Regions from separate parts of the Mus musculus genome. Here regions 1, 3, 4, 5, 6 and 7 are each linked to region 2. Evidence: chromatin loops called from intact Hi-C (ENCODE). Cell type or tissue: heart. All regions are shown on one strand. Each heading gives the region's core, and the rest is flanking DNA. Links, peaks and the distances in the headings are about the cores only.

The links. Hi-C counts contacts between places; a loop is a spot of excess contacts. Peaks named below come from ENCODE experiments on the same cell type or tissue, not always from the same donor. Only the 100,000 strongest peaks of a DNase experiment are listed, where the experiment ranks them.
Region 1: a loop joins it to region 2, with 2.1 times the contacts of the local background. A loop is called at or near these places in 10 of 42 quality-filtered maps.
Region 3: it touches region 2 in a loop (2.2-fold over the local background); 2 of 42 quality-filtered maps call a loop at or near these places.
Region 4: it touches region 2 in a loop (8-fold over the local background); 4 of 42 quality-filtered maps call a loop at or near these places.
Region 5: a loop joins it to region 2, with 4 times the contacts of the local background. A loop is called at or near these places in 10 of 42 quality-filtered maps.
Region 6: it touches region 2 in a loop (2.3-fold over the local background); 4 of 42 quality-filtered maps call a loop at or near these places.
Region 7: a loop joins it to region 2, with 2.0 times the contacts of the local background. A loop is called at or near these places in 5 of 42 quality-filtered maps.

The regions. Positions count from the first base shown.
Region 1 is chr2:102,105,267-102,109,601 of GRCm38, reverse strand. The region is part of intron 2 of Ldlrad3 (low density lipoprotein receptor class A domain containing 3); the gene reads left to right. Among named protein-coding and RNA genes, the nearest start is that of Ldlrad3, 79 kb to the left of the region's middle. In heart, for the core only: a CTCF peak has its summit at 2,097 (motif pointing right); no DNase peak of the experiment used is centred there.
Region 2 is chr2:102,184,023-102,188,357 of GRCm38, reverse strand. Ldlrad3 (low density lipoprotein receptor class A domain containing 3) reads left to right here and starts at 1,898. Exons shown (of 6, transcript NM_178886.3): 1 at 1,898-2,078. The coding sequence starts at 2,033. In heart, for the core only: no CTCF peak of the experiment used is centred there; DNase peaks (open chromatin) are centred at 2,037 and 2,637; H3K4me3 peaks cover 2,020 bases; H3K27ac peaks cover 1,480 bases.
Region 3 is chr2:102,287,720-102,292,054 of GRCm38, reverse strand. No RefSeq gene overlaps it. Among named protein-coding and RNA genes, the nearest start is that of Gm34268, 43 kb to the right of the region's middle. In heart, for the core only: a CTCF peak has its summit at 1,811 (motif pointing right); a DNase peak (open chromatin) is centred at 414.
Region 4 is chr2:102,398,291-102,402,625 of GRCm38, reverse strand. It overlaps Trim44 (tripartite motif-containing 44), which reads left to right and starts at 1,726. Exons shown (of 5, transcript NM_020267.2): 1 at 1,726-2,613. The coding sequence starts at 1,942. In heart, for the core only: a CTCF peak has its summit at 2,090; DNase peaks (open chromatin) are centred at 1,465 and 1,845; H3K4me3 peaks cover 2,376 bases; H3K27ac peaks cover 1,996 bases.
Region 5 is chr2:102,089,586-102,093,920 of GRCm38, reverse strand. The region is part of intron 2 of Ldlrad3 (low density lipoprotein receptor class A domain containing 3); the gene reads left to right. Among named protein-coding and RNA genes, the nearest start is that of Ldlrad3, 95 kb to the left of the region's middle. In heart, for the core only: a CTCF peak has its summit at 2,231 (motif pointing left); no DNase peak of the experiment used is centred there.
Region 6 is chr2:101,903,895-101,908,229 of GRCm38, reverse strand. No RefSeq gene overlaps it. Among named protein-coding and RNA genes, the nearest start is that of Commd9, 20 kb to the right of the region's middle. In heart, for the core only: a CTCF peak has its summit at 2,281 (motif pointing left); a DNase peak (open chromatin) is centred at 2,269; H3K4me3 peaks cover 553 bases; H3K27ac peaks cover 1,083 bases.
Region 7 is chr2:102,117,069-102,121,403 of GRCm38, reverse strand. The region is part of intron 1 of Ldlrad3 (low density lipoprotein receptor class A domain containing 3); the gene reads left to right. Among named protein-coding and RNA genes, the nearest start is that of Ldlrad3, 67 kb to the left of the region's middle. In heart, for the core only: no CTCF peak of the experiment used is centred there; DNase peaks (open chromatin) are centred at 1,073, 1,493 and 2,163; H3K27ac peaks cover 697 bases.

The DNA.
Region 1 (4,335 bases), core at 260-4,259, 79 kb after region 2:
TCCCTGCTAACGTTGTTCAGCTTTCTGCTACTGAAGAGTCTTTGGCATTGACAGCTTGACAGTGGGGATGGCACCCCCACCACCCATTTCCCAGGACTGGGTTCTCAGAAACAAGACTGTGCTGTAGGGCGGGAGCTCTTCCTGCCCGTGTCCACAGACTGCCCACTTGTTTTGCTATAGGCCTGCACTGGTTTGCTTTCACTGGCCAGGAGTGAAGTCTGGGACCTATTTTAGTCTTGGCAGCGTTGAGTAATATCTTTAAAATAAACTCTCTTTTCCTGGTTATTTTAATAGTTGAGAGCAGTTCATGTATTTTACATTTTTAATTTTTTTAGTTAACAAGGTAGAATGCTTATATTTTTAGCTATTAGTTTTATTTCTTTGTGAGATATTTGTTGATGAATTGAAATTAACTCTCACCTGGGCCTTGCGGGTATTAGCTGTTGTGCAGAGTGCCTCTGGAGGACCTCCGCTCAGAGCTGGGGCTCGGAGGCTTTATTTTGGTGTGCTAGTTCTTGGCTAGTGAATTGCCCTGAGTGATAAGTTTATTCAAATTGCTTTTCATGTCTTCCCTCTGTTTCTGTGGTAATAAAATGATGAGACATATGTGTCAGGAAACGCGATGCCTCCGTGAGAGCGCTCACTTTCAGGAGCCACAGTGAGTATGTGCTTGAGTGTCCTGGGCACCGTACTGAGCCAGGCACCTTATGTCCTAGAGCAACGCATTGGGTTGCCACGGGAGCTTTACTAGGAAGGAGCTGTCGTCACAGAGGCCCAGCAAGCACACAGAGCTTGCATGTTGGCTCTAGAAGACCCCATAGCCTTCCTCTATCAGAGACTCCCAAGAGTATTTTTTGTTCACCTGTGTAGGTGACCCTTCGCTGATCTTGTGGATCTGTATTACCCGTGGATCTATGTTACCTGTATTGTGCTTGTTGTAGTTAACAGAAATTCCTGCAACTAATGCAAAAGAGAGTAGTTGGCTTATAAAGAAAGAGAGTTATTTTGGAGTTTTTAACCTCAGAACCCAGTTGGCTCTGTTGCCTGTGGAAGATGGTGTGTCGTGGTGGGAGAGTGAACAGTGAAGTGAAACCTCATGACTAGGAAGCAGAAAAGAGAATGAGGAGGAAGGTCCCGGGTCTCATCATCCTCTTCAGGCCACCCCCAATGGCCTAAAGGCTTCCTAGTAGACTTTTTCTTTATAGTGCTATTATTTTTAATTATGAGTGTTTGTTCTCTCATGTGCATGCACATACATGTTTGCATGTAGCCAGGTGCCTATGGAGGCCAGAGGGATGGAGATGTGAACTGCCCAACATGGGTGCTGCCAATCAAACTCAGGTCCTCTGGAAGAGTAGCAAGTGCTCTTAACTGTCCTGTCAGATCACTAACTCTGGACCCCACCTCCTCAGGCTCCGTCACCTCCTTCCTACTCCTGTCAGTAAAACTTTAACACTTGGGCCTCTGAGGGACATTCAGAATACAAACTATAGGAAAAAATTCAACACATCAATAATGTTTTTCTCCAATAATGATTTTTAAGGTGGCCTTTAGTCCTATGGGCCTCTGAAACCTCTTCCTAGAAGCAAAGTCCCATTCCCAGTGCTAAAGCAGAGACACAGATGTCTAGAGCCGAGTGCCTTGAGACCTTCCTGTTCTGCCATGGGCTTTTACTGTTATCTCTGTGTCTCGACAAACTGTTGGGGGTTCCTCCTCACAAGTGGGATTAGTTCTCCTTGGGAGAATTTCATCGTGTCTTTGGTCACGTGTGGCACTTTTATCATCTCTGACTTTTGCCTGGGTGCGTGCATGTCTGGTGGAGTGTGGAGGAGAAACTAAAGGATGTTAAAAGAAAACATTTTAATGAATCTCCCAAACCAGAGACGTGGGAAAGTAGGTGCAGACTTGGAATCCGAATTCCATCTGCCTCCACTGTGCCCCGCTCTTGCTTACTCATTGCTCAGGCATGATGGTGGAAGAACTGGATAGAGTTTCAGGGGCAAGTGTGGAACTCTGGTCCCCTAGAAGTATAAAGGGGTCCTCCTCTTTTTTTTTTTTTTTTTTGTCACCGTCCTAGGCTTCTTCTGCCTCTAGATGGCACCACATGTAACATTTTCTTTTAAACCAACTAAGTTGGCATGGACTCAGAGCAAGCAGAGGGGGAAGTGGAGTTTGAGTTTGCTAGCCTGAACGGGACACTGGCTGTTTCAATAAGCTGCCTTCTAATGGCTTAGCATGTACAAAGACTGGGGAATCCAGGCTTGTCATGGGCTGCATGCAGCGTGCTTCGGGATGGTGGCCATTGCGGTGTTGTGGCCAGTGAAGGCCGGAACCTCTCAGTGAGTTGTGGGAGGCAGCTACAGCTGAATGGATTTTTCCCTTTCAGCTGGATCCAAACAGAATTGCCGAACCACCAATATTTTGAATCAGGTAATGCTACCTGCTGCAGTCTGAGGTTGAAATCCTTCCGCACGGTGCCTCTGGATTCGACCTTGCTTGGTGTGGAGTTTAGCAGAATGGATTAGTTACTCTGCTTGCTTTGTGACCAAATACCTGACAGCGTAGAAGGGAGGAAGGGGGTCATTGCTCCCTGTTTCAGAGGAGCCATCCTGACGGAGAGGGCATGGTGGAGAAGTGCGCTTCATATCCTGGTCACCAAGAAGCAGAAGGAGACAGTACAGGGAAGAGCCAAGGCAAGATGTCACCCCTAGGACTCATCCCCAGTGACTTCCTCAAGCTAAGCCTCACCTCCTGCCTTTCACTGTGGGATACATCGATTGATTAGGTCTGAGAACTCAGGATCTGATGTTCTCTGAACCGTGCCCCACCCCCAAAGATGTACCTGAGGTGTGCTTTACTGAGCTTGCAGGCATTTCTTACCCCACTGGAGTTGACAGTCACAATTAAGCACCGCAAAGACATAATTGAATTAAAATGAGGTCACAGAGTGGGCCTTAAATGATCACAGCTGAAGTCCTTCCAAGAGAGAAAATTTGGACTCAGATACCAAGAGACAGAAGGTGATGTAAAGCCACAGGGAGAAGAAAGCCGGCTGTCCTCGTGTCTCATATACGTTGATTTTGGACATCTGTCCTCCAGAAGTTCGGGAAAATCAGCTTCTGCTGCTGAAGCCGTTCAGGTTGTGGAAGCTGGCTACAGTCACCCCGTACACTAGCACAGCCATGGACTCATCACCGTTGTGTTTTAAGTTGTCACCTAGAGATGCATGCGTGTCCAACACTTGTGAAGTGTGATGACTTTCACAGGCATCGGCTTCTGCTTTCTCGGTGGTTTGAACATAAGAGCATGTTCAGATCTTAATTCCCAGTAACCAAGGACATGCCCTAACTTGGAAATTGGGTCACTGCAGATGTGAATAGTTAACATGAGGTCATATTATAGTAGGGAGAGCCCTTATTGCAGTCTGCGTGGTGTTCTAAGAAGATAATGTAAAGACATGAGGGAGGGATACTGTCTGACAAGGACCGAGGTGGGAGTGACACAGCCTTCAGCCAGGGATGCCAAGGGTTCACCGTGCTCCCTAGAAGACAAGGTGGGGTGAGGAAGGGAATCCGCCTGGAGTCGATGGGGGAATTGTGGCCCTGATGACCACTTGATCCTGCTGTACAACCTCCAGGGCTTTTCGTTTACACCGTCCACTCTATTGGTGAAGCTTCATAATGGCTGCCCTGGGAGAGGACTCTTCTTTCTTCCCAGGGGATCACTGGGAAGACACGAGTGCTCCCCTGGGCTAACCTGGAAGCAGTGGACACGGGCCTTTTTTTTTTTTTTTTTTAAACTGGCTTGCCATACTTGCTCCATCTCTTGGGGACAGTCCTACTCTCAGTTTCTGCTTGAATATCTGCTGTGTCACATGTGAAGTGTCCCTATTCCTGCAGGTCTTAACTCTGGCTAGCCCTAGTGAAGTACTGAATTCCACAGGCTTCTGAAGGAGTTGGACTTCTGACAACAGAAGTGGCCCTCAGAGTGGCCCAGAGACTGATTGTGGTTTCATGCTGACCCATGTGTATACTCTTGTGTGTTCTTTCTTTCCTACTTGTGTTATTTTGCTGTGTGTTTTTAAATACCTCTGGTAACTCAGTCACGTCCAGACCCTTGGGTTCTTCCATCCCAAAGGTGAAATCATATATCCTATAGTTCAGAACAGGGCTTTAGGGCCAGACCATGCTGGGTTCTCACAGTCCCCGACGCCCTCAGTGCTACTATACTTTTCTCAGCACATACTTCCTTGGCTATAAGATAAGGGACTGTCTCCGCACCTTCACCAGAGGGCATGTTCAAATCATTCATTGCATGATGTAATCAGAAAGAAGC
Region 2 (4,335 bases), core at 229-4,228:
ATAAATAACAAATTTCGAGTCATACAAAGGGAAGGGTAAGGGGCTGGGGTGGAGAGATGGCTCATCAGATAAGAGCACTGACTGCTCTTTCAGAGGTCCTGAGATCAGTTCCCAGCAACCACATGTGGCTCCCTATCATCTGTAATGGGATCTGATGCCCTCTTCTGGTGTGTCTGAAGATATATATATACATATATACATATATATACATACACGCACATATATAGATATAATACAATATATATACACATGTATGTATGTATATATATATATATAAATATATAATTTTTTAAAAAGTGGAAGGTAAAATTTCTATCATTTTGGATAGTGCAAAATATTTGTTAACAGACATAAGACAATTTCTCTCCTGAAATCCTATGACTACATTAAATGTGAATTACAAGAAGTCATTTCCCAGCAGTGTTAGCTTGACAATTTAAACACATGTGTTTTCTCACTCTCTCTCCACACACACATGCACACACACTCTCTCTCTCTCTCACAATACACACATGCTTACACACATTCTCTCACACACACATACTTACACACACACTCACACACATACACTCGCACACCACACTACGCTCACATACCCACATGCATGCACCACACACACACACACACACACACACACTCAGCAACAGCTAAAGAATGACTTTAATTTCCAGCAGGGAAAACTCTCAGGCTCAGTGGCTTTGGGGAGTGGGAGCTGCAACCCAGAAATCTTTTCCTGGGAGTAGAATTGTATTAAACGCTGAAATTAACTTTTGTTTATTGAGCATTTCCATGATCATAGCTCAGATCCAGTGGCCACATCATCTTTGAAGCTGCAGATAAGTTCTGTGTCTTATGGTCTTCTGAACTGGGCTTGTTCACGGTGGTAAGTAACGATGTGTGGCTGTTGAGAATGTTTTCCCTTCCTTCCTTCCTTTCTTTTCTTTTTTTTTTTTTCTTTTTTTTGAGCCTCAGAGACTTCATTTGTGTCACAGAAACATTACTGTCTGTCTTCAGAGGTTGTTGTAAAGGTAAAGTGTGACCATGAGAGTGCCATGCCTGAAGCAGACTAGTGCCATCCTCCTGCAGCTTTCTGGAGGATGCTAAGTGAGATTCAGCTGTTCTGGTCAGTGTTTGCTGTAATGCCATGAATAGTAATGTTATCGCCTTGTAACAAAAGACTTTTTGGTGAAAGCAATAACCCAGTGAATGCACTCAGTCTTTTGGTTAGTAACCTAGATGCAGCTTAGAGGAGCACATGGACTTAAGGCAATCATGGCTTCCTCTGGGGCTGGGGGCTCATTTGAAGGTCTAACCAGAGAAGGTCAATTGCTCTCAACTGCTAAGTCATTTCCTCAGCTCCATGATAATAGGCTTTCCTTAAAAAACAGTGTATAATGCCCAAACAATGGAAAATGCATAAAGTTTTGGGGATTTAAAACTCTCCTCAGTGTTCTTAGATCTCAGGATGAAATGTCTTCTCTGCTCCTCCAGTGGCTCCAGGAACTACCATCCTGAGAATCACCCCCCCCAGTTTATTAGAAATGCAGACCTGTTGAGTGGAAGTGAGCTTTATAACGGGGTCGCCAAGCCTGCCTGATACATTTTGGAGTTTGAGAAGCAACGGTCGTATTTCACTGTCAACAATGAAAAAAAGTTTTCTCCTAAGAACCGGTTCTTCAAACTTTTTTCTTCCATCTAGGCTCTGGGGAGATGGTGACTCTCTCATCCCCGCAGGATGCAGGAAGAAAGGGAAACCGGCCGAGAGAAGAGCCGGGGCAGTTAAGAATTCCTCGCAATTTGACCCCTGAGGCAGCAAAAACTGGATCCGCCGGACCTTTGTAACCTGGACCGTGGAGGAGAGCTCAGGCGGCCACATTCAACTGTGAGCGTGCAGAACTTGGCTGAGCTCTCTGGCCTGGGAGGGCGGGGGCGTGGCTGGGCCGGCGAGAGGGCGTGGCCGGCGCCGAGAGGCGGGGTCTGACCGAGGCCGCGGGGCAGCAACGTCGCTGGGCAGCGGAGCGGCGGCCGCGCCATGTGGCTGCTGGGGCCGCTGTGCCTGCTGCTGAGCAGCACTGCGGGTGAGTGGGGGGCGCGTGACGCGCTTCACCGAGCGCCGGGCGCGGGGGCTGCCTCGATCGTCCCTGCTCCGCGCGCGGGCCTGGGCTGCGGGCGTGGGTGTGCGCGAAGGGCGGACCTCGGCGCCGGGCTGGCCGGGACCCCGCGAGGGGCCGCGGCGGGGCGCGCGCCGCGCTATTGTGTGGGCCGGCGCACCGGGTGCTGTTGTCGTGTGTGTGCGCGGGCGGAGCTTTGTGCGGCGCCGGCTCCCTAGAGCCGGGCGGCCGCCCGGATTGGGCGTAGTTCGAGTGTGGCTCTGTGTGCTGGGAACCGAGGAGGGAAAGGAGAGGACTCCACTCTTGATTTCGGGTCTTCCCGGATTCCCTCAGCCTTTAACATACACTTTTCTGCCTCAGTTTCCCATCTACGCTCTCCCCGCATCTGCATCCCAGCTTCCTTTCTCTTCTTCCCTGGACCGTGTCTGGTTTGGGAATAGCGAGATGCAGTAGGGAATGGACATGGAAATCATTCGTTCATCCTGGGAGCAGATCTTTTACTTCTGTCGTCTGTCGAAGATGCCTTAACCTTCAGGGAGCAGGGAAGGAAAAGAGGACCGGGGCTTCCTCTAACGGCCGTTGGTCCCTGCATCTCAGAGCGCGTGCATCCTGAGACCCGCAGGGTCCCTCCCAGACAGAGTGCTGTTCCCAGGAACTTTTCTGCTGATGTGGGCACGCTCCGAATTCCAGCTTGGAGCCCTTCCCCTCTGCCTCTGCCCGCTGGCCACAGCTGTCAGCAGCCCCTCCACAGCTCTGCCCGCCCTTGGCCCCTGATGCTTATTTCTGGGCAGCTGATGCTCACAGAACTTTCTTTACTGAAGATTTCATGCTCTGTGGCCGTATCATTCACACGTCTAATTTATGTCGGATTTTTCCAAATACTTCCAGAAAACTTGGCTGCTGCGTTGTGTTTGTTGTGAGGGAAGTCAAAACCTTTCTGAGCTACCCCTTGCAGATGTCCAGCAACCCTCCCTTCCTAGAAGTTGCAAGTCCTGTGCATCCTCTCAAATGACTGGCCAGCGGGACCTCCCCCTCCCCCATCATCCCCACTCCTCTGAGACTCCATTTAAATGTCTTGTGGGCTTGCTCAGTTTCCAGTGAGGGGTTAGGCTCCTGTGGCTGCTGTAGGTTTTTTTTAAAACCAAGACTGAGGGTTTGTGTTCTGTTTGTCTGGAGTTATGGGGATTGGGGGGAGGGGGTTGTGGAGAAGGAAGGGAGGGCAAAGTGAATTAGGCAGCTATAAGCAGGTGCAAGTTATTTGGAGGTTGTTAGAGCAGGCTCAGTTCCAGGGCATCTCAGACATGAAGATCTGCCCGGATTCACACATTTAATTCACATAGCAATGGCATGTCCCTTGGTAACACCCCAGCTGGCTCCTCTGTGTGTTCTCTGCTTAGGACCAGTGGACACTAATTATCACATCTTCTTGTTGTACTGGGTCGCATGAGTTGAGTTCACAAAAAATTATATGTTTCTCCCTTTCAGCAATGGTTATTTAATATGCCTGTGGACGTATACCATAGAGCAAGGAAGTGCAGTAGTCACCGTGAGCCATAGTTGGGGTAGGGGAGGGACCGCCAGTGTTCCTTGGCTGAAGTTAGCTGTGGCTTTGGATTACTGAACTTGCTTTAGGACCTTTAGGTGGCTTGAAGCCTTTCCCTGTTACACTAAGGATCATCTTTTAAGTGTGAACTATGTCTTGAACCAAGTGTTGTAGGAAACAAGGGTTGGTTGTTGAGCCAACATCTCCCTTCCTAGTCCTCAATCCTTCCCTGAGAAGTTGCTAATACCAGAGAGGTTGTAGAGCCCAGGACTTTGGAAGGTTTCCTGTAGAGGAAACCTGGGCTCTGAGTTGAGTATTAAGTCCAAGACTTGGGCCTTTAAGATTGTGGCTGTTACTATTTTCTCATGTATCCTGTCTGGCAGCGCAGATCACTTCAGAGTTACATCACGTTGTCTGATGCCCCATTTTCTGGCACCTGGATGCTGCACGTGGTGGGCTTAAGTGTGTGAGTCTTTAGATAATTCTAAAGCGGGTGTGAAAATGAGTGGTTGGTTGCTGCATCCTCTCCTTCTCTGGCTAGCTTTTGGTAAGACCCCTGAACATCTCAGGGAAGAGGCTTGGTTTCCCTTCCTCCTACTAGAAGCAGTGTGCCTATTAACCTTTCTTCTTGAAGAATCTGCTTCTCGGCCTGAGCTGTGGGTGGGTTTTGTTTATTTTTTT
Region 3 (4,335 bases), core at 125-4,124, 100 kb before region 2:
CTGTGAGTTTGAGGTCAGTCTGCTCTACAGAGCAGGTTCCAAGACAGCCAGAGCTTCACACAGAGAAACCCTGTCTCAAAAAACCAAAATAAGATTAAAATCAAATACTTAAACCTCTTTAAAACTTTGACACGTGCAAGAGTTTTTTGCATAGGAATGATAATGATGGAAATAGGTCTCCACAGGAAACTGGCTATGAATCTTAAGAGTTCACCATATGGAAGAACACTGCAGAATGCCAGGGTGGGTTTCCACTGCCTGCTGACTTGGCCAACAACACTTCTGAAAATCACTTCCTTGTCTGGATTGGCAATCACAGCTTGCCATTGTGTAATCATGGAACATTCTCTGGGATTGTAATGAAATGATGATTGAGTTTTCTTATGAAGACTGGGTTTGTGTCATTCAAGCCAAACCAGAGACACAAGCCCTGCAGAGAGAAAGAGCAAGGGTAAGAGGCAAAAGATACCCTGGGTCATGGTACACTAAGTGAGGCGAAGATCCTGACTTCTGGTCATTGGCAAACCTCCATAGCCTGTTCTACTGTGAGGGGCACAAGAGGTCATCTGTGATGTCTCAAGCAGAGATGGGGTAGGTCATGTACCCTCCCTCCAGCCTGCTCCTCCTGCTTTTGGTCTGTTCTTCAGGCTTTGTTTTCTGTCAATTATAGACAACACCAAGATTGGACATGGACACAGGTACTGTTGTCTGCCTATACTGTCAACTCATTACAAACTAGTACTGCACCCTCCAGTTTGCATCATGGGGTGGGGGGCATCCAGCCTGAGAAGTTTCTGGGTTCTTCTTGTGCTTCCTTTCCTCAGGATCCTCATAGAAGTGGATCTCATTTTATTCCAGTTTCATGAAAGAGGAGGAAATAGTGATTCTAAGAAGAAAAAGAATTGCAGTCCTGGGTATCCCTTATCCTGCAGACTCTGGTTCCTATTTTGACCCCCTTTACATGTGTCCTTGAACACTGCATTTGCCCTTGACCCTCCATAGTCCCCTTCTGTGCATTTGAGAGAGAAAGCTGTGCCTGATGGGGTTAGAATATGTACTGAACAATGAGTATGAACACCCTTAGCACTCACTACCTATAAGCTATTGTTAGCAACAGAGCATAAACTGTGAGGACAGAAATCCAAGCTCAAACTACCCTACTAGGAGACTGGGATCCATGATTCCCCTTAAAGAACCCTCCTCCATTGTAGAAAATCCCAGCCTTAGAAATAGAGGTAGTGCTGGCAAGATGGCCCAGTGATTAAAGTGCTTGTCATGCAAGTCTAGGACCAAGTGTGCATCCCAAGTACCCAGGTAAAATGTTGAGCACGGTCACTCATCTGTGTAACTCCAGCACTGGAAGGGAGCAGCGACAGGACGATCAATCCCTGAACCTCTTTCACCAGTCAGCCTAGCTGATAGAACAAGCTTTTATATTTAGTGGAAAGACTCAGTGTCAAAAAAGGTGAGGCTGCAGAGAGGGCTCCATGGTAAGAACACTCTTGTGGAAGACACGGGTTTCATTCCCAGGATCCTGTAACTTCTGGGATCCAACTGCTTCCTCTGAAAGCTACAGGCTTATGCATGTAATACACGCAAATACACTCACCACACACACGTACACATACAACGATTAATTTTTTTTCCAAAATGAACAATTGAGGAAAATACCCAACATTTCCCACAGGTATTCACGCATAGAAAGAGTCAGGGGGAACCCCGAACATCTGACACCTCAGCTCTTTCATCTCTAGGCAATATATCCATTAATAGGAATTGGAGTGTTACCCTATACAGTACCATTCTGGGCCAGCAGGGGTCTGCCATTGGTAGCTTTTAGTCAAAACATGAACTTGAATGGGGAACTAATGAGCCTGGCTTCACAGAGTCGAACTCCTGGATATTAATAGTGAGTATATGTATGTCAGATTTTGAATAGTTCAGTACAACCCACAGATCATAATTGTTTTTATCCACAATGAAGTGCTTGTTTTATTCTAGTTGGTTTTTCTTTTCTTTTTTTTATTTTTTTTTAACCCAGAAGATATATTCATAAGGAGACCTACCTTAACCTACGAGCTTGAACCATCCAGGTTTCTTTCAGAAACAAGTTGTTTTCTGGAGATACCAAAGGACCAAAGGTGATGTGGATCTTATTTTATTCCAGAGGACAGTGTGCAAAAAAAAAAAAAATAAGATTTAGATGCCTCTAATTTATAGACTCCACTTTAAAAAAAACAAGCAAAAAAAAAAAAAAACAAAAAAAAAAACAAACAAAAAAAAAAACAAAAAAAAAAAAAACAGGAGTTTAGTATATAGTTATTCTAGATTATTCTTAGGGGAAGTGCTCACAATGAACATGTAAGACAGAGGTTGATGTCTGTGTCTTTCTCACAATTCCTTGACCTTGTTTTCTGGAAACAGAGTCTCCCACTGAATTTGGGGCTCAAAGGTTCTGCTAGACTAGCTGGCCAGCACCCTCAAGGGGCCCTACCCCCAGGGCTGGAATTGTATGTGCACACCCCTGGTGTTTTCTAAATCTTCGCATGGATGCTGATGGTCAATCTCTAGTCTTCCTGCTTGTACTGCGAGCATTTTACCTAGTAACCTTGCCCCATGCCCTTTGGAGCACCCTGAATGTTGATTTTCAAACTACATTCTCAACCATTTTCACCCCCTGAAATATATACTTGCTGTGCACAATTATTATAACAATTACTGCTAAACAGCTCAGTACAGTGCTTCCCAGTTTTTAAAGGCCCTTCCTACGCATTACCTCATCAGGTCCATTTTTATAAGAAGTTAATTATTAGTCTCATTTTATGGCCAATGAAATTGAGCCTCAGGCAAATGAAGAGAGTTGCCTGAATCCCACCACTAATAGTGGCAAAGTTGGCAATTTTCTATGCTGATAAGATAAAAGTCCATAGGTATTAAATGATTTTAGAGTGTGCAAACATTATGTAAAGCAGGCTTATTATGAGTTGTACTTTTTCAGCAATTAGCCTGATTTTACTTATTAGCACCTATTTATATCTTGTTGCCATGCTAAACAGCAAGGCTGTCGTCTCTTTAAATTGTAGCGTGCCTGACTGTTGTTAAGTGTTCACCCCTTCTCTCCACATAACCACACTCTCCACTCTGCTCTTTGGGGAGATCGCAGAAAGTGGCAAGGATCCAATCTACCCACATCCAAAAGCTCTCCCTATCCTTGTCTCCCAGGGAAAACCAAACTTCATCAGTACAACCTAAAGAATGAGGTGCTGCTGCTTCTAGATAAGATGAGATGAAGGCCAGCTGGCCCAGGTTCTCATGGTTCCCCTACCACGTACCCGCTCATTGTGGGCACTGACTATAGATATCCTCTAGCTGTCAAAGGAGCCTTCAGGACTCCCTGCCTTCGATGTTAGGATCCAGGGTGGTTGTGGGTACTAAATGAAATGGAGCTTGGCATTACACCCAGGAGAATCAGAGATTCATGTTACAGGCTCAAGTCAAATGCAATATGAATTCAAACGAATTTTGTAGATGACTCTATGATTTTGATACCAGCCACTCTGACCTGCTCATGTTGCCTTAAACACCTCACTTCATTCTCTCCTCCTCTTTTTATTAGAGGTTTATTGGCACTAGATAGGATTAAGGAAAGGCACCTTGAACCTGGCTGGCTATGGCTACTCACACACCAGACCTGGTTGTGATGATCTGCCAAAACCCCAGTGTTAATCCTTTAAGGCAGAGAATCAACTATGCACCAGTATATTGTAAAAGATCTCTGAACAGTCACTTTGGGGTGCTTGGCAGGTGCCTGCTCCTCCTCCTTCAGGTACTGGGTTCAGGTAGCATCCTGCTAGGGACTTTGATAACCTCGACAGCCTGACTCCCTAGCTCCAGAGGCTTGCCTGACTGGTCTTGGGGAAATCTTGCCTCTTTTATCATGAATAGCTCTTCTAGAGGTAAGTATGTGGCCTGTGAGAAAAATCTCACACATCCAAAAAGCTCTGATAGGGTCCAGTTTTCTCCTTTCCCCAAACAGTACCTGCCTTTCACCTTGCCACCTCAAAAGGAAGTGCTCCCCATAGCTGCAAAGGAAAAAGCTGTACATCTATCTGTGTGCAAAGTTCCCCAGCTCCAACCCTCGCAGCAGCTCTGCTGGAGAAGTCTGGCTGAAGCTATCTGCAAACAAAGAAACCAAAGCAGAAGAAAGTCTACAACAAATAACCCATAAATAACTGTACCAGATCTGTTTGCCTCCCAAACTTCATGTGTTCTTCGCCTCACTGATCTCACCCTTGTCTGGAGAGGAAGGGACTACAGCTTGCTCTGTTCTGTAGC
Region 4 (4,335 bases), core at 100-4,099, 210 kb before region 2:
GAGAAATAAGTGGATGGAAAACAGAGATGTGCACAGGATCGGAACAAAACAAATTATTTTTTCCAGCATTCTATAGAATTGTTCTGAGGTTAAAAAGAAAAACAAACAAACAAAACTCTTAATTTTCTAAAAAAATATATTTAACAAAAGCTGCACAGAGATTAAATGTACATTAAGAGACATCAAACATTATTTAAAATGTCAATTAATCTACATTCCTTGATGTTTTTGTGGAGATCTGGAAATCCTAGCACTCTTATTTAAAGAAATCAGACCATTCATCTCTTTCTCCTTCCCTTCTCCCCACCCCCACTCCTCTCAAAGATAGAATCTATGTTTCCTTGGCTGTCTTGGAACCCCTAAGTCGAAGGTACTAGCCTCCAACTAAGAGACCCACTGGTCTCTGCCTCGCAAGTGCTTGAGAGTGTGCATCACATGCCTAGCTATTTTCCATTCTGTAATCCACTTTCCTCTGCCCCACTAGAGCAAAATGTCCTCCTTTCTCTCTCAAATACATTTTTTTTTCTGTTACTGGAGAGACAACCATAGATGGTAGAGAAGGGGATGGCTACATTACCAGCAGCCCACCAAAAATGTCTTATGTTTAAGGTATGAAATGACCTTTGAAGTGTCATTGTCAGCATTATAAATTATGCTAAAATTAATAAAGCTTACTGATCACTTCTGTACAGACTCCTTTACATTTAATCCACAAATCCCCACGAAGGAGATATTGCTATTATTTCTATTTTACAGAGTTTGGTGTTTTTTGTTTGTTTGTTGTTGTTGTCTTTGGGGGGGGGTGGTTTTTAAAACAGAAAGATGAAGTAATTTGTCCATGATTACCAAACCTAAGTGGTGGCCTTAGGATTTGGGGACTCTAGTGGATAAAGTTCTAAAATCAGGCTTTGAAAACACCACAAGAAGATCTAGCACGGTCTGGGGCACTTTAACATTGTTTAATGTGTATCAACCGCTTTCCTTTCTCTTGGTGTCGGCTTGGAATCTAGAGTGACCAGTTAGTGACTGGGAGTTGGCATCTCACTTCAAAACTATGATCCCCCTCACCTCCCTTCACCTGACACAGCTATTACTCAGAGATTCTGAACCCCTAGGAGGCCGGGATGCAAATAGACTTTGCAAACACACAAGGCACAGTATTGCTTTGGATCAAAAATGTTGCGTGTTTGCTCAGTCAGACTGAGACCTCAGTAGCCTAGAAGAACACACACAGCCCTTTTGGGGGCTTTATGGAAATCCCAGGCGGGCAGGTTCGGTGTGATAAAGAGCCTTGGGGCCTTGGCCCCTTGAAAATCCGGGGGCTGTGATGGGGCGGGGACAGTGTCTCCAGAGTGACATAAGTCCGCAGGGACCGCAGGCTAGTGGTTTTCGGTCAGGTTGACACCTCCAGGGAGGGCGTGGGAGAGGCGGGGCCCGTCGCCCTGCTCTGCGAGGAGAGATTGCGCTCGAGCTTCTCCTTCCGGGGGGGATGCTCAGCCCCGCGGGAAAACGCAGAAAAGGGTCCTTGCCGCTTTAAGTGACTCAGGAAGTGAAAGGAGGCCGCTGACGGCGTGGGTAAAGTGGAACCGGGGCGGCGTGGGCCCGCGGCGGCCGCGATCTTGCCGGGCAACGGAGGCCGGGTTGCGCGGCGCAGGGGCCGACGGGGCGCAGGCTGCCGCGCCGGAAGTGGCGCGCGAGGGACGGGGCGCGGGCGCGGCGCGCGGCGAAGAGACCGAGCGGGCGCCAGGCCCAGCGCTGACGGCTGGCCGGGCCCTCAGGCCTCAGCAGCTGCAGACGCGGCGCGGCGCAGCGCAGCGGCGCGGCCCAGGCGGGGCGGCCGGCCAGACCCCGGGGGTAAGCGGGCCTGCGTGAGGAAGGCGCTCCGCGCTGAAGGCGGAGAGCACGCCAGCCGCTAGGCCTCGGCCTCGTCCCTGCAGCCACATGGCCTCCGGAGTGGGCGCGGCCTGCGAGGAGCTGCCTCCCGACGGCACGTGTGACGAGTGCGAACCCGACGAGGCGCCCGGGGCGGAGGAGGTGTGCCGCGACTGCGGCTTCTGCTACTGCCGCCGCCACGCCGACGCGCATCGCCAGAAGTTCCTCAGCCACCGCCTGGCTGCCTACGTCCATGGCGCCCAGGCCTGGACTCCGCCGGCCAGCGGGGGAGACGACGCGCTCCCCGAAGACGGCGAGGCCAAAGGGGAGGCCGAGGGGGAGGTAGAGAGCGAGGTCGGGGAAGAAGAGAGCGAGACGGAGGTAGACAGTGAGTCGGAAGAAGAGAGCGAGACCGAGGAAGACAGTGAGGATGAGAGTGACGAGGAGAGTGAAGAAGACAGCGAGGAAGAGATGGAGGATGAGCAGGAGAGCGAGGCGGAGGAAGACAACCAAGAAGGGGAATCAGAGGCAGAAGGAGAAACTGAGGCAGAAAGCGAATTTGACCCCGAAATAGAGATGGAAGCGGAGAGAGTGGCCAAGAGGAAGTGTCCAGACCATGGGCTGGATTTGAGCACCTATTGTCAGGAAGATAGGCAGCTCATCTGTGTCCTGTGTCCAGTCATTGGGGCTCACCGGGGCCACCAGCTGTCCACGCTGGACGAAGCCTTCGAAGAACTGAGAGTGAGTATCGGGCATTCAGACATGTCTAAGGGGAACAGGATCCCCGATTTCAGATAGCCTAGCTGTGACCACATTCATTTTCATGTATCAACAAGACGAGTCGCCATGTTGGAAGCCGTGCCTAGTCTACCATTTTGGTTGAAATTGTCAAGTTGTCAGTTCTCATCTGTGAACATACAAGAACACAGAAAATCTTGAGTATAGTTTCTGACAGTTTGCAAATTACTTCTCCCTGGAATTCAGATAGGCCATTCCTTGAGAACTGTGACGCCATTTAGGCCCATTTCTATACATGATCACCGTTGTTAGGATAAGTGTTTTGACTTAGGGCTCTTGCTATGGTAACTCAGCCCACTTGGAAAACATGAGAAAGAAACGGTGATTTTGACAAAACCAAGGAGCTGGTTCCTCTAGTAGAAGACTCGGAAAGTGGCGGTACAGGTGTTGTGGTGTGTGTCTTGAGTTGTCTTAGGTTCCTTGTTGTTTGAGACTTGGTAGGAAACAAGTATAGCTGGTAGGCTACATTGGTGTGGAGATGGAGGCTTTTATGTTCACTGGCTAGATTTGGATGTATTCAGCTTGGCCCTGTTTTTGTCAGCATTAGACATCTAGTAAATATTGATTGCATTTGGGTTGCCTTCTATGTATACAGCGATGGCTAACATTGATAGAACAGCTTTTCTGTGTTCATTAAGTAATAAGTGTTTGGTAAACGTCTGTTATGGCTTTTGTTTCCCTATGCAGTCTTACAACTGCTGGCCTCAAAATAACTACTATTTTGATAATGAAAATACTGTGTATTAATATTTCCTTTATTCCTACTTTTATTATGAGAAGTACACATGCAGAAGTGTACAAAATATATAGCTTAACAAATAATCACAGAGCAAATACTCCTGAGACCTCCACCCAGACCAGAAATCATTATTAGTACTTATTATTACTAATTGTATTATTAGTAATTAATAGAGGTATTACTGACTACTATTATTAGTAATATTGACATTTCATAACTCCAGTTATAACTGTGTTTTGGTAGCCATTTTCTTGACCTTTGGACTAACAGTTTTCTTGGTTATCTTTGTGTTTACAGCATTTGTATGCATCTCTAAACTTGAATTGACATTACGGTTTTTACATTATTGACACGCAGTGTTTTGAGTTTGTTTGTTTTTCTTTTTTTAAAGACATTTGTGCAATTCATTCATTGACTGCCTGTGATTTATTTTTCATTGGTGTATTGAATTCCATTTTATAGATATGCCAAAAATCACTGTGTACATGAAATCTGACTTGTTTTCAGCTTCTGGAATTTCTTGCTTTTATAAATAGTTACTTAGCAAGGTGGCTCATACCTATAATTCCAGCATTCCACAGGTGAGTGCAGTAGGATCAGAGTTCAGGGTCAATCTCAGTTCTCTAGCGAGTTTGAAGTCAGCCTATCATGTGAGGTTCCTTTCTCAAAAACAAAGTGGCAAACCCCTCAAATAATAGCTCAGGTGTAAGTATTCTTGGTCATGCTTCCTGATACCCATTTTTCTATATTTAACTGGAAATAGTACCGAATGTTAAACCATCTGCTTTCCAAGTGGTTGTTCTTGTCTGCATGATTATAAAGACACTTCTTGTCCTGAGTATTCACCACCACTTGGTATTAATAATATTTTTAATTTTTCTTACTGTGCTAATTATATAATATGGTATATTGTGGTTTTAATTGCA
Region 5 (4,335 bases), core at 65-4,064, 94 kb after region 2:
CTGGCCTCGAACTCAGAAATCCACCGGCCATGCTCCAGCACTGCCTGGCGAGAATGAGGGTCTTAAAGCCCATGCCCACAGTGACACACCTACTCCAATAGGGCCACACCTTCTAATCGTGCCACTCCCTGGGCCGAGCATATACAAACCATCACAGATGGTAGTTGAGTGGATGCCTGTGATTTTCTTGCCAGCCATCCTAAACTACTTGGCAATATCCAGGACAGTGAGAGACCCTTAAACAAACAAAACAAGGTGACCAGTACCTTAGAAATAATAGCTGAGGTTATCTTCTGGCCTCCACACACATGTGCACACCTACCAACACATGCATGCACATGCACATTCATGATCACTTATACACACACACAGAATATGGGCCTGGTGTTCATGCTTGTATTTCTAGCACTCCAGATGCTGAGGCAGGAGAATTGCAAGTTGGAGGCTAGCCTGGGTTACATAACAAGTTCCAGACTCCATTGGGCTTCCAAGTGGGAACCTGTTTTAAAAGACAATCAATCAAAACACAAACAAAATAATGTGGATAGGTGGTTGGGTGGGTGGTTATGTTGATGATGGATGGGTATAGGTAAATGAAGGAGTCAGTGCATGGGTTGATGAGTGCATGGGTCTATTTTCAAACCATTGGTGGGAGGGAGGGATGGATGGATGATGGATAGATGGATGGATTAACTGATTGGTGAGTGGGTTAATGCATGTTTAGGTAGATTGATGGATAGATTTGTCTTGGTACATAAAAAGAGGAATACCTCACTCTGTAGCCATTCCTTCCCAGAAATCTTTGTCCCCTCTCTTCCCCGGCAGGTAGACCTTCTTTCCTCCAGTTCACATAGAACTGTGTGTTTCTACCTATGACTTGTCAGCATCAGATGCAATAAAGGCCATGGGTGTTTGCTTTCTAGGGCCATTAGATGTTTTCAGACAGCCAGCAAAAGGCCTGAATTTATCTTGCTCAGTTTTCCCAGCAACAAGCACAGTGCGCTCCCAGCATAGCGTATATTTGCTGAGTGACCCCATCGAGGAAGAAAGACTTTGGAAATGCACGGACAACGTGTCCTGCTCTCTCGTGGCCGCTTTCTCGGCTAGGCTTTTCCTAACAGGTAGCCAGATAGGGTTGCTAAAGAGCAGCAGGGTTCCTTCCATCTGCCGCATGCACACACAGAGATACAACCACATACAGAGACACACAGACACAGAGACAGACAGGCAGAGAGATAGACAGAGACAGACACCTCCCCCATATGTCTCTCAAGACTTTTAAAGGACCTCTTGATTGTTTTAACAGCCTGTCTTCACAACGTCTCCTTCTGCTTCATCCCTGTTCCTGCCTGTTAAGTAACCATTCTTCCCACAGTTGGATCCCAGTGGATGTGAACCCTGGGACACCCCTCCCTGGTCAGCATTTGCGGATACCTATTATCTTCATCCTCTGTCATTACATCCTAATGTTTTGCTTAGATTTTAAGACAGGGACAGAGGCTAATGAGGGGCTTTTGTGCCCAAGAACTGTGGACCCTGGCAGCTTCAGTGGCTTTTGTATTTAATTCCAGGGAGGTAGGGTACTCATAGTGACTAACAGGGTTTCAGGGGAAGAGACAGGCAGCTCAGCCGGCTGAAAAGATGCAGCCCTCCTCAGATCAGCTGTTGCTCAGGCAGCCTGGGTGTTCCTATGCAGGGAGAATGGCAAACTCTAGAAGACCCCCCCTCCCTCCCTCCTCCTGGTTGTTACTGTCTCTTTCGCAGGGTTGTGCAGGAGCCAGCTCTTGCTGTGGGTGAGCTGAGCGCTCGAGCTCCCCTAGGCTCTACTTTCCTCCACTCTAAAGGGACTTGGTCACGTCTAAGCACCAGATACCTATGATTGTCCCTGTGGGAAGACAGAACCGTTTGCTGGCACACGAGCACATGTGTAGGAATAGATTTTGAATTGTTTACATATGCAAAAAGATTGGACTCCTAGTGAGCAGAGTATACAGAGGCACTCTGGGGTCTGTGCCAACCTGGGAATATTGTTGCAACGTTGTACACCAGACTCTCTGCTCAGTGCTCTGCATGGCTGATATCATAAAGAATTTAGATTGCCACACTAAATCCCACAGACACACACCCTTTATATAGGATTGAAGCTTACAGGAAAGGTGGAGCCAAGATATGAATACAGACATTCCAGAGTGAGCCTAAACCATTGTTATGCTGCCCCCTGCAGGTCAGTGTATGGCCTGGCTCATCAGTGTGGAGGGTTTTGAGGAGCCTTAGAGATTAGAGGCAAGACCCTGTACAACATATTTCCTCTGCAAAAAATGGGGGGGGGGGGGAAGAGCTTGAATATTTAGTAGCTGAAGCAAATTCTAACTGCTCTTCAGTTCCAGAGCATGCAGCAGGGGCTTGAAACATCAGAACCACAATGGGAGTCTCCCTCAGGGGTGCCTTTCCTGGTAAAAATCGACAGCTGGGGAGCTGGCTCAGTTGGGAAAATGCTTGCCTTGTAAAAGTCGTGAGAACCTGAATTTGAATCCCAGGATCTTTGTAAGAAGCCAGGGGTGGGAGTTCACATGTGCATACCTGGTGATGGTGAGACAGACGACAGACAGAGACAGGAAGACCCCTGAAGGCTTGTGGGCCACTAGCCCAGCATACTGCTGAAATCCCAGGCAGGTGAAAGACCCTGTCTGAAGCAAGAAGGCTGTCCTCTGATCTCTGTGTGTGCATCCTTGTACCATCCCCAGCACACACAAACCCAGCAGGAACATCTCTGGGCTCTGTGCACTAAAGATGTCTGGCAGGTTCCTAGGACCACTGACCTCAGTTCCCAAATCCTCCCTGAAACGGTCCCTGATGCCTCCAGCTTTATAAGTCTTCAGAAGCTGGAGTGGAGGGTGGGACTCTGTCAGTTGAAGATTCTAGTTCAGTAGGTCTGGGGCAAGGCTGGCTGTGCAATAGCAACCCAGGTGGTTGCTGCTGCAGCGGGTCTGAGGTCTGTATACCTCAGGCCTCAAGTCTGTGTTTCCCAGGGCCTAAGCTGTCTGCATCAGAATAATCTCAGACCTTCCTTCCATAAGCAGTGAGTCTCAGATGAAGCTTAGGAAGTTTCTGTAACCACTCTGACAAACACTGCCCTGTTCCTTGCTTTCTGATAGTCGAGGTCCCTCGTGGACTGAAGACAGGTCACATAAGATTAGTTCACAGGTCTAGGTAGGGGATAGGAGTGTCCTATTTCACTGGATAAATCCACTCCATACTCAGACTTGGGATTTCTGCAATTGTTTCTTCACATCCTCTTGTCTCTCCCACGGCCTCCTGCCTGCTCCTCTCTTTTCTCCTTTGCTGTACTTGAGTATGTGCCTTTGATACTCCATATCCTGGCTTTTGCATCTCTCTCAGTAATGAAATTGCTGCACGGATCCCCAGGAATCTGCTGTTAAATTGGGCAAAATTGGGCAGGTAGTGATGTCCTTAGGTGCCCTTCATGCAGACTGGGCGAGATCCACCACATTGTCCCTCCATGATTAGCTGGGGTGGCCAACCATCTTTCTTGTTTGCCCTCTTCCTTCTTAGTCCTTTTTCCCTGGGCCATTGTTCTTCTGGGAGTGGTTCAACCTTTCCATATAATAATTCTGTCTGGGTGACATCTGCCTTTTCTATACTGTAGTGTTGCTGCAGGGGGTTCCATACTGCATGTCTGATCCAGTCACTGCCCTCACAAAAACCATGGAGCGCTGCAGCTAGGCAGCCTGAGGCACATGCTGGCTGGCCTTGCCACTTGTCAATGGAGAAATCCTGTATGCACTGCTGAACTTCTCTTGACTATAGTTTTGAATGTGGCAGAGTTGGTACAGTGCCGTCCTGGTTAGCTTTTGTTGTCAAATGGATACAACCTAGAATTACCTGCCATGGGGGAAATCTCAAGAGAAGAATTGCCTCCATCAGCTAAACTTGTGACTATATGTGTCAGCCACTGTCTTGACTGAGATTTGAAGATCAACATTCAGGGCCCAGCCCACTATGGGCGGTACCATCCCTAGGCAGGTCGACCTGGAGTCGACAAGAAAGCTAGTTAAGCATAGTGCAGTGAGTTAGCCTGTAAGCAGCAGTCCTCCATGGTTTCTGCTTCTGTTTCTGCTTGAGTTCCCGATCCGACTTCCCTCAGTGCTGGGTAAGGCCTTTCTTCCCCTAAGTTTTGTTTTATCATTGAGGCAGAGGTTGAAATTGGAACAAGTCTTTAGCTGGGAAGTTTCTATTCCCAAGGCGGAGGCCTGTTGAGCTCCCCATGAATGTCTGCCTTGAGTTTTCTTTAATTATCAGGAATAATGAATTGAA
Region 6 (4,335 bases), core at 81-4,080, 280 kb after region 2:
TTGGGGAGAAAAAGCAGGCAGCCCCATTAGAGGCCGGTCCAGGATTCCAGGTGAGAAAAGGATTCCTGGGATGGTGACAGGGAAACAGATGCCCTCCTAAGCAATGACAAGGGCACTGGGGGCCGGGGTTAGAGTTCAGCAGTAGACCACCTGTCAAACATGCAAGGCCCTGGGTTCAATCCCCAGCTTGAGAAAAAGAAAACAGACAGTTTGAAACTGCTTTTTAACCTCTCCCAAATGTTCTAGATTCCCATCTGTGAGGTGCTAAGCAGCCAGACAGAAGGAGGAGTTCTTTTGGGAGGACACCGAAGTGAGGCAGCCATATGGAGGGTGGAGGGGAGGCGAGTGATGGAGAAAACGGGGTCGAAAGAGACCAGGCTGAGCCTCAGCAATGCTGGGTCCTCCGCAGCTCGCTGACACAGTGAGGAAGGTCCGGGTGCCATCTGTGCTAGGGAAATGGTATCCTGGGAAACAGATGGCTGGACAAGCACACCCTCTGACTGACCAGAGCCCTACAGTCAGGTTGACCTTCCTGGGAGGTTTAGGATGGAGTGTTCTAAGAGGCTGTGGGCACAACAGTTGTAGTCCTTGTCATCACGACGTCCCCCTGTTGCTAGATCAAGAATGCTCTGGTTTCTTGCTTTTGGCTGCACTGTTCTAATGCCCCTCCCCCACCCCATTCTGCTTCTCAGGTTAGAAAAGGCCAGGAGCTAGTGAACACTGGGGATAGTTGCTTAGTCAACCTTTGGCACATTCAGGACATTCATTCATTCATTCATTCTCAGTCATTCATGCTCGCATGCATTCCAGTGAGTACTGACTGAGCATCTATAACTGCAGACACTGTCTTAGCTGCTAGGGACAAAATAATTAGCAAAACCTAGACTCTGTGCTTAAGGAAAGGCACATCAAGAGGACAGGTCACCACACCCTCAGAGGAAGCTGAGGCAGGAGAATCATGAATTTGAAGCTGGCCTGAACTATATAGCAAGACACTTTCTGACACAGTAAGAGAACAAGAGAAAAAAAATACATAATATGAGAAGTAGGGGGGACTCCATTCTTGGTAGCCAGACCCGTCCATGCCTGTTACCAACAACTTCTATTCCCTCCATCCTCAGAACTCTACCCTGTTAATTCAGATTTAAGTCAATTTCTTCAATTTTGTTCCAAAAGCTTAAAATGTAGGTGGAAAGCTGGTTATGAAGGACATTGAGTATCAATTCTGAGTTTAGCCTTCATTCTGGGGCATTAAGGAGCCATTAAGAATTTGGGGCAGGGGAATGCCATTAGACTCTAGTCAGACAGTGGGAGCAGCAGGAAGAAGGAGGAGGAGGGGGAGGAGGGGGAGGAGGGGGAGGAGGAGGAGGAGGAGGAGAAGGAGGAGAAGGAGGAGGAGGAGAAGGAGGAGAAGGAGGAGGAGGAGGAGAAGGAGGAGGAGGAGGAGAAGGAGGAGGAGGAGGAGAAGGAGGAGGAGGAGGAGGAGGACGGGGAGGAGGAAGGAGGAAGGAGGAGGAGGAGGAGGAGGAGGAGGAGGAGGAGGAGAAAACAGAAATAGGAGAAAGCTGTTGAGCCCGAAGCAAGGAAGTCCAGAAAGTTACCTGGGCTCCTCACCAGCCATGGGGGTGGGGGTCAGAACACAGCAAACCCCCTTCACACCAGAACTGGGGCATTCTGCACAGGGCCTTACCTAGAAGAGGCAGCACGCAGAGCAGACATGTACCCGCCATGGATGGGCACCCTCCCCGACTCAGATACCTTCATACATAATTAACCTCCTCCAAGCAGTGCTGTCAGGAAGAGTTAAGCTTAATCTCTTTCTTATACAGATGAAGAAATCGAGATTTAGTTCAAGCAGCCCTAGACCTGCATCCTGCCTCCACTATCCACCCATGGTACAGAAAGTTCTCTGCTGGCTGAATCCTGGACCTGTGGTTGCCGCGCACAAACCTTGTTTGGCGAAGCTGTGTCTGGCCGGTCCAAAGGTACAGATTCTTGGATTTACTAGCCTGTGGCAGATGCATCGGGGCATTAGGGGAAAAGTCCTGAAAGGGGTCCCTGGGAGTCTGTCCCTGCTACCACTTCTCCTTCTTCCAACCTTTGCTGCCCTGAGGAGATAACGAGATAACAGGCCTGGATCTGAGGGCCTCTTTTACAGGTAGCCTCTCCCTAGCCCGGGCTCTGGGAGAGGTCTGCTGCCACCTCACCTTTCCCGGTCTTTGTTTTCATTACTAAGACAGATGAGATCGAGAGAACAAGTGCGCCATCTGCTGGGCTTATCATGCAAGTTCCAGCTGCAGCTAGCCGAGCAGCAGGCGGCGATTGCCTTCCTGTTTGGATTTTAGGCCTTATAGTTAGTTTTTTTGAGTCACCTCAGAAGATAGTAAGACCTCGTGACCAGTGACATCTTTTATGAAATGAATCCCAGAGACAGGCTATCACTTTATAGCTGGAAACTCGGTACCGACAGGAACTGCCCATCATCCGGGTACTCAGGCTGTGGGACGAGGCTGGAGAAAGGCAGGCATTCGGCAGGACCACAGAAACAATGGGGAAGATCAGGCAGAGGGAGAAAGCCCACTCGGGCCTTTCCCAAGCATTCAGGGCCTGCAAACTCTCTCTGTGGAGATTAGGGTCCTCTGGCACCATCCCTGTACTACTGCCGTTAGCAATTTTTTTTCTTTTCTCAAAACTGCTTTAAAAAGAGGTGGGGGGAATTAAACCATAGAAATGTGAGCACCAAAGAAGATCGGATTGTATAAAGGTCATCAGTATGCAGTTAAGAATGTTCAGGAGCCAGGCGTGGTGACGCACGCATTTAATCCCAGCCCTCCGGAGGCAGAGGCGGGCGGATTTCTGAGTTCCGGGCCAGCCTGGTCTACAGAGTGAGTTCCAGGACAGCCAGAGAAACCCTGTCTCGAAAAACAAAACAAAACAAAACAAACAAACAAACAAACAAAAAACCAAAAACCAAAAAACAAACCAACCAAACAAAAAGAATGTTCAGGAATTATCAGGATTGGAAGTCGGTGGATACAGGCTGAAAACAGGTTAATGGCTTGAAAACCTTCAAAGTTCTAGACGGCCAATAGCTTCTAGATTAGAGCATAAGGGGTTGGAGAGGTCACTCAGTGGTTAAGAGCACAGGCTGCTCTTCCAGAGGACCTGGGTTTAATTCCCAGCAACCACATGGCAGCTCACAACTGTCTGTAACTCCAGTTCCAAAGAATCTGACACCCTCACACAGACATGCATGAAGACAAAGCACCAATGTACATAAAACTAAGTCCATCATTTTAAAACACACACACACACACACACACACAGAGCTATCCTCCTGGTAGTTAAAGAGAGTTCCAGGACAGCCAAGATTATACAGAGAAACCCTGTCTTGAAAATCCAAAACAAACAAACAAACAAAATTAAACAGAAACAAAAGAAACGAATGTAAAAGGAATGATAACTAATAAGAGTTCCTTGCTTGTGGTAACATTCTCACCACACTGGACTCACATCTTGGAAGTTTGTGAACAGCAGGCCAGAGAGCTTGACTAGCAGTGCCTGGGCAGGGGGCCTGTGTGTGTGCAGAGACCTCACTGAGTGGCTCACTCGGGTGTCCATTTGTCTTCACACTGAAAATCATCAGAAACGGAAGGCAAAGGACAACGATCAGGATCCACAGAGGCAGCCGGCAGGGCTGATCTAGGAGGGTTGGAAGTCACCACACTCAAGGCAAACTTAGGTCACCTGTGGGAAATCACAAACTTTCTTCCGCTACTGAATCGGCAGCGTTGGGGAGATGGCTCAGATAGTAAAGGACCTGGTTTTAGATCCCCAGAATTCAAGTAAAGAAGCTGGGGTGGTGGCACATGCTTGTGATCCCAGAGCTGGGAAGAGAGAAGAAGATGCCTGAAACTCACTGGCCCATCTGCCTTGCATGTTCAAGGATGATCCAAGACCGCGTCTCGGAAAACGAGCTGGATAGTTCCTGAGGAAGCTCCAGCCTCCACATGCACATACACACTCCAACACAGCCTCATCCAGCGGCATGGGCAGACACAGGAAGAGGCACGGGGTTGGCTCAATGCCCTGATCTCCTTTTTCAACCTCTGGGGTCTGGGTGGTTTGAAGCAGCTCGTGAGCTCTGGGTGCCTCACTGTCAAAGCCCAGGGGCTCTGTTGATCCTGGCAGGGAAAGGCAGCCTGGCTTTCTGGAGTGAGGCACATCTACAGGCTCAGAGACAGATACATTGATCAGGACTAAGCTGCTCGCCTCTGTGCTGTGCAAGTGGAATGTGGTGGCCAGCCAGGAGCACTGTCACCCCAGAGATTGATT
Region 7 (4,335 bases), core at 217-4,216, 67 kb after region 2:
TAGGAGTCAGCAGGTTCTTCTGTCCCCATACTGCGGTCAGCAGCCGTTTGTGGGTGTCTATGGATGCCTGGTACTTGATTGTTGCTACAGACACAGGGCAGCAGAAGAGACGAGATTCTCTGGGGCCAGGGAACCGTTAGGTAAATAGCAGTCTCTTTCTCGTGAGGTGAGTGTGGTGGGGTGGACAGATGGCACAGTTGTAGGTTGATAAGTGGTTGTACGTGCCCATTACCTGTCGTCTGATGCTTCCTGATCTACAGGCTTCAATCCTTAGAAAGATGCAAAGGGCAGACAATTATAAGCGTTGACTTTTGCTTACACAAGAAGTTCATTACCCCCTACCCCACTCCTCTCTGTGGTAGACCTGGAATATAGAAAGTTACTCTTAATGATTTTGAAGATTTAAAAAATGTATCAGTGAAAGATGTATGAGATACTATTCTCTTTCTTAGATAGGTACCTATCCAATAACTTAGCCTAGATTCCTGGCCAGCAAGACTGAAGTATTAACTATCTGACTCTTTCTAGCTGTGTGACCTTGGGTGAGTCTTGTCTTCAGTCTGCTCCTTCATCTATAAAATGGGCAGGGGATTCTTCTAAGAACTTAAAAGAAAAAAGGGAGGGGGCTATTAAAGTCCTGCCACATCCAAGTGCTTTGGTAGACAGTAGATCTTCCGCAGAGGAAGGCCTGTAGTACTTGGCGTCTCAGGGGCTGTTCACAGAGCCAGAGGAAGGACAAAGCAAGGCTCTGGTGTGGCACAGGGTTCAACTTGTGGATTGTATCAAGAGGAGCTGCAGGGCCTCTGGAGGGTGGACATGAGACCTTATCCCAGTGGCTCAGTAGCTCCCCGAAACAGGAACACCATTCCCACATAATTTTCCTCATGAAGTGATGCAAGGACGTGAAAGCATATGTAAGATTGTAAGCAGAAGCTTCAGCCCAAGAGGACAGAGGTCCAAAGGAGAATAACTTAGAGAGCTGACTCCTTAGGGAAACTGTGAGTTCCTGCACCTCCTCCTGTGACCTTCCCTTGCTTCCTGAATGCTGGCCACTGGCCTTCTTCCCTCACTTGTTTTATAAGAAGGAAACAAAACATCTGCCATCTTGGAGCACTTCCTGGGAGAAACAAGCCATGAGCCGTGTGATGGGCAGATGCTAGGCAGACGCTAGCTGAGCTCCATCACTAGCCTAGCGTCCTTCTCCATCCTTAACTCTCGCTCAGGGAAACACCATGTGACTAACATAGGATTTTCTTTCAGGATCAGGGATCATGTTTTTGTTATATCTGTGGCTATAAAAGTCAGCTGAAGTGTGGGGTTATGTTACACTTTCTCAGCAATATATCAGGGTGATCCTCCTCCATCAGATGGGTAAACGGAGGTAGCACTAGTGGAATGAGCTCCTGGGGCAGAGGGAGTATAGATTAACAAGGCCGTGGGCGGGGAGGGGGGCTGGCTAAGCACAGGTGCTTGGAGCTAGGCCAGACCAGACATCCTTGTGTGACTGCTGCCTTCTCGGTGACAGCCAGATGCTCCCCTATCCAAGCTTGAACAGGAAGATATTTGCATGATGAGGACCAAATGGCTTTTGGAAAAATACACAGGACAGATGTCCGAGGTTCTGTGTAGCGCTCACATCACACGGGAACAGTCCAGAGCACAAAGGCTCTTCACACATGTTCTAGGTATGCTTATAAACAAATCACTGAAGAAGAGCTCACTAGGTGGTGTTAACCTGTCGGTGAGTGAAAGTATATGTCCATGCAGGTGTGTCTGCATGTCTCAAGAAATGAGTCCTGGAGAAAAGCACGAAAAGGTAGTAGGGAAGGAAGGTCTCTCTGAGATCTGCAAGCATGAATGCTAAGCTGTGTGTGTGCTGCGCAGACGAGTTGTGCCTCTTGTTCCGTTCAGCGGTGCCCACAGATCTAGGCTGTCAGGAAGAGAAGGAGGAGAATCGAAGGGAGCAATCGGAAAGCAGAGTCTACTGATAGTTTGCAGATGTCCATTCAGACCCGACCATGACGACCATGACGGCTGCTGCTAGGGAGGGAGCCGCAGCGGAGAGCAAGGAGAAGTGCCAAAGGACAGCAGCTGTCAGGATGAAATTCCCATTTCACAGCTGGAAACGTTTGTGTCACTGGCTGAATGTCCTGGGCGACTGCAGTGAGCATAGCCCCGCTGGAGTTTCTAGTTGTTCCGGTTCTGTTCCCCACATCAAATAAGAGTTGCGGGCCAGGGGCCCTGGAAGACGCTTTAGCAACAGGCTGCTGTCTTCTGCCCGACAAGGAAGGGCGTGGCTTTTACTTTTCCATTCCTGCACAGATGGTGCAGTTATTTTCAGTTAAGTGATGTTCTGCAGGGAAACATGCAACTCCTTTGGATTCTTTGACTTAGTGAAAAAGAGAGAGGAGAGGAGGAGGAAGCCAACTTTGTGCTAAGGCTGGTCATGTTTTTATTTAAGTATATTCCGAGACACCGAACTGGGAGAAATATTGCTGCCATTAGAATGCCCAGCTGTTGGGTTGAAAGATTTCTAACCTTTCAAGCAGACAGGATAGCGATCTACCTGTTCAGGTTTAGGTTCTCTGTATTCCTTAGTTTAACTATGTATGCACAGTCCCACACAAGTGCTAGAGAAATGGGGTAAGGGTGATGGGGTGGTTCAGGGATGGAGGTTAAGGTACTAATGCCATGCCTGGTTTACTTCTTAGAGTTGTCAGTGATACTTATGGGAGAGCTGGGAATTGTAGAATCCTGGGGTGCAGAGCTGAGGACAGACAGAGCCTGTGCCTCTGGGTGTGGTGTGTGTGTATGTGTGTGTGTGGTGTGTTTGTGTGTGTGGTGTGTATGGTGTGTGTGTGTATGTGTGTGATGTATGTGGGGTGTGTGTGTGTATGTGTGGTATGTATGCATGTGGTGTGTATGTGTGTGGTGTGTGTATGTGTTTGTGTGTGGTGTGTATGTGTGTATGGTGTGTGTATGTGTGTGTGTGTGCCTAGCAGGAATATTCCTTAAGAGGCAATCACTAACATGGGCTGGGATTAAGGGAAACACAGGATGGGATCAGAGGGATTAATAGAAGAACCAGCCTCAGGCTGGGTGCCTGGGACAGGTTCTCAGATTTGATGACTTATGCTGGGGGTCAAAAGAATAAGCAGAAGGAGGAGAGCATATTGGATTAGATTTCCAGTACAATAGTGTGGCTTGAACGTCAGATTGTTTGTCTCATCAGAGAGATCTGAGATCAAGCTGTCAGCTGGGTTGGTTCCTTTCAGCCCCATCCCCTGATTTACTAATGGTTCCCTGTGTCTTCATGTTGTTTCTCCTGTGTGTGTGTGTGTGTGTGTGTGTGTGTGTGTGTGTGTGTGTGTCTGCCCTAATTTTCTTTTCCAGTGAGGATACCAGTCATGTTGAATTAGGGTCTACTCTAATGCCTCATTTTAATGTATTACCTCTCTAAAGACAAATGTGCTCCCATTACGAGATTACTAACAGGCCTACAGCTTAAAGCTTTGGAGGGATCCAATGCAGCCCCAAACACCAGGGAGAAGATGGGCTGAAGACTCTGCTGGGTCAGCCTGCCCCGTGCTTAGAAGCCTGGGGAACAGGAATGACATTCGTGTGATCAAGACACTGGTTTTAAAGGAGGGAGGTGCTGGGGCTTCAGAGTCAGGGTCATGCCTCTGAAGAGAGGCTCTCTACACCAGGATGTAAGAATTCAGAGTTGCTGAAGGTCCTAGAGATACCGTCACCTGCACTGAAAACGCTCACTGTGTGAAAAGAGAAACAACAGGAGCGACTGAGAACTGCTGAGTAGCAGGTGTTTCTCTGCCTCAGCACTGTTGACTTGTCAAGCCAGATGGCTCTGTGGTGTGGTGTGTCTCAGTGGGTGGCAGATTAGGAGAAATGTGGCACAATACATCGAAAAGTCAGAGCTGCACTCCTCCCTCCCCCGAAACCCTTCCATGCAAAGTCGTATCACATCCCTGACCTTTACATGTTAAATGGCAGTAGCACCCCTAGTCAATGCAAGAAAATGTCTCTAGGCCCTGACTTTTATATATATTCCCACACAGTTCTTCACTGTGTAGACTGCTGGTTGAAAAGGGAACTAGAGATAACCCATGGAAGCCACTAGGCCAGAGAGGCAGCTGGGCTGGGCTTGAGGAGGGTTAGAAAGACAGAGTCTACAGGGGGATCTTCTCTTGCTTTGGCTTCTTCTTAGGCGCTTACATTTGATGACGTCACTTTGCTAAGGCACTGGGTGGGGTGCGCCTTGTGTGCTTAAGGGGACTTAGAAGAGCACAGAGCATGTGCCTATTGTAGTACTGGCAG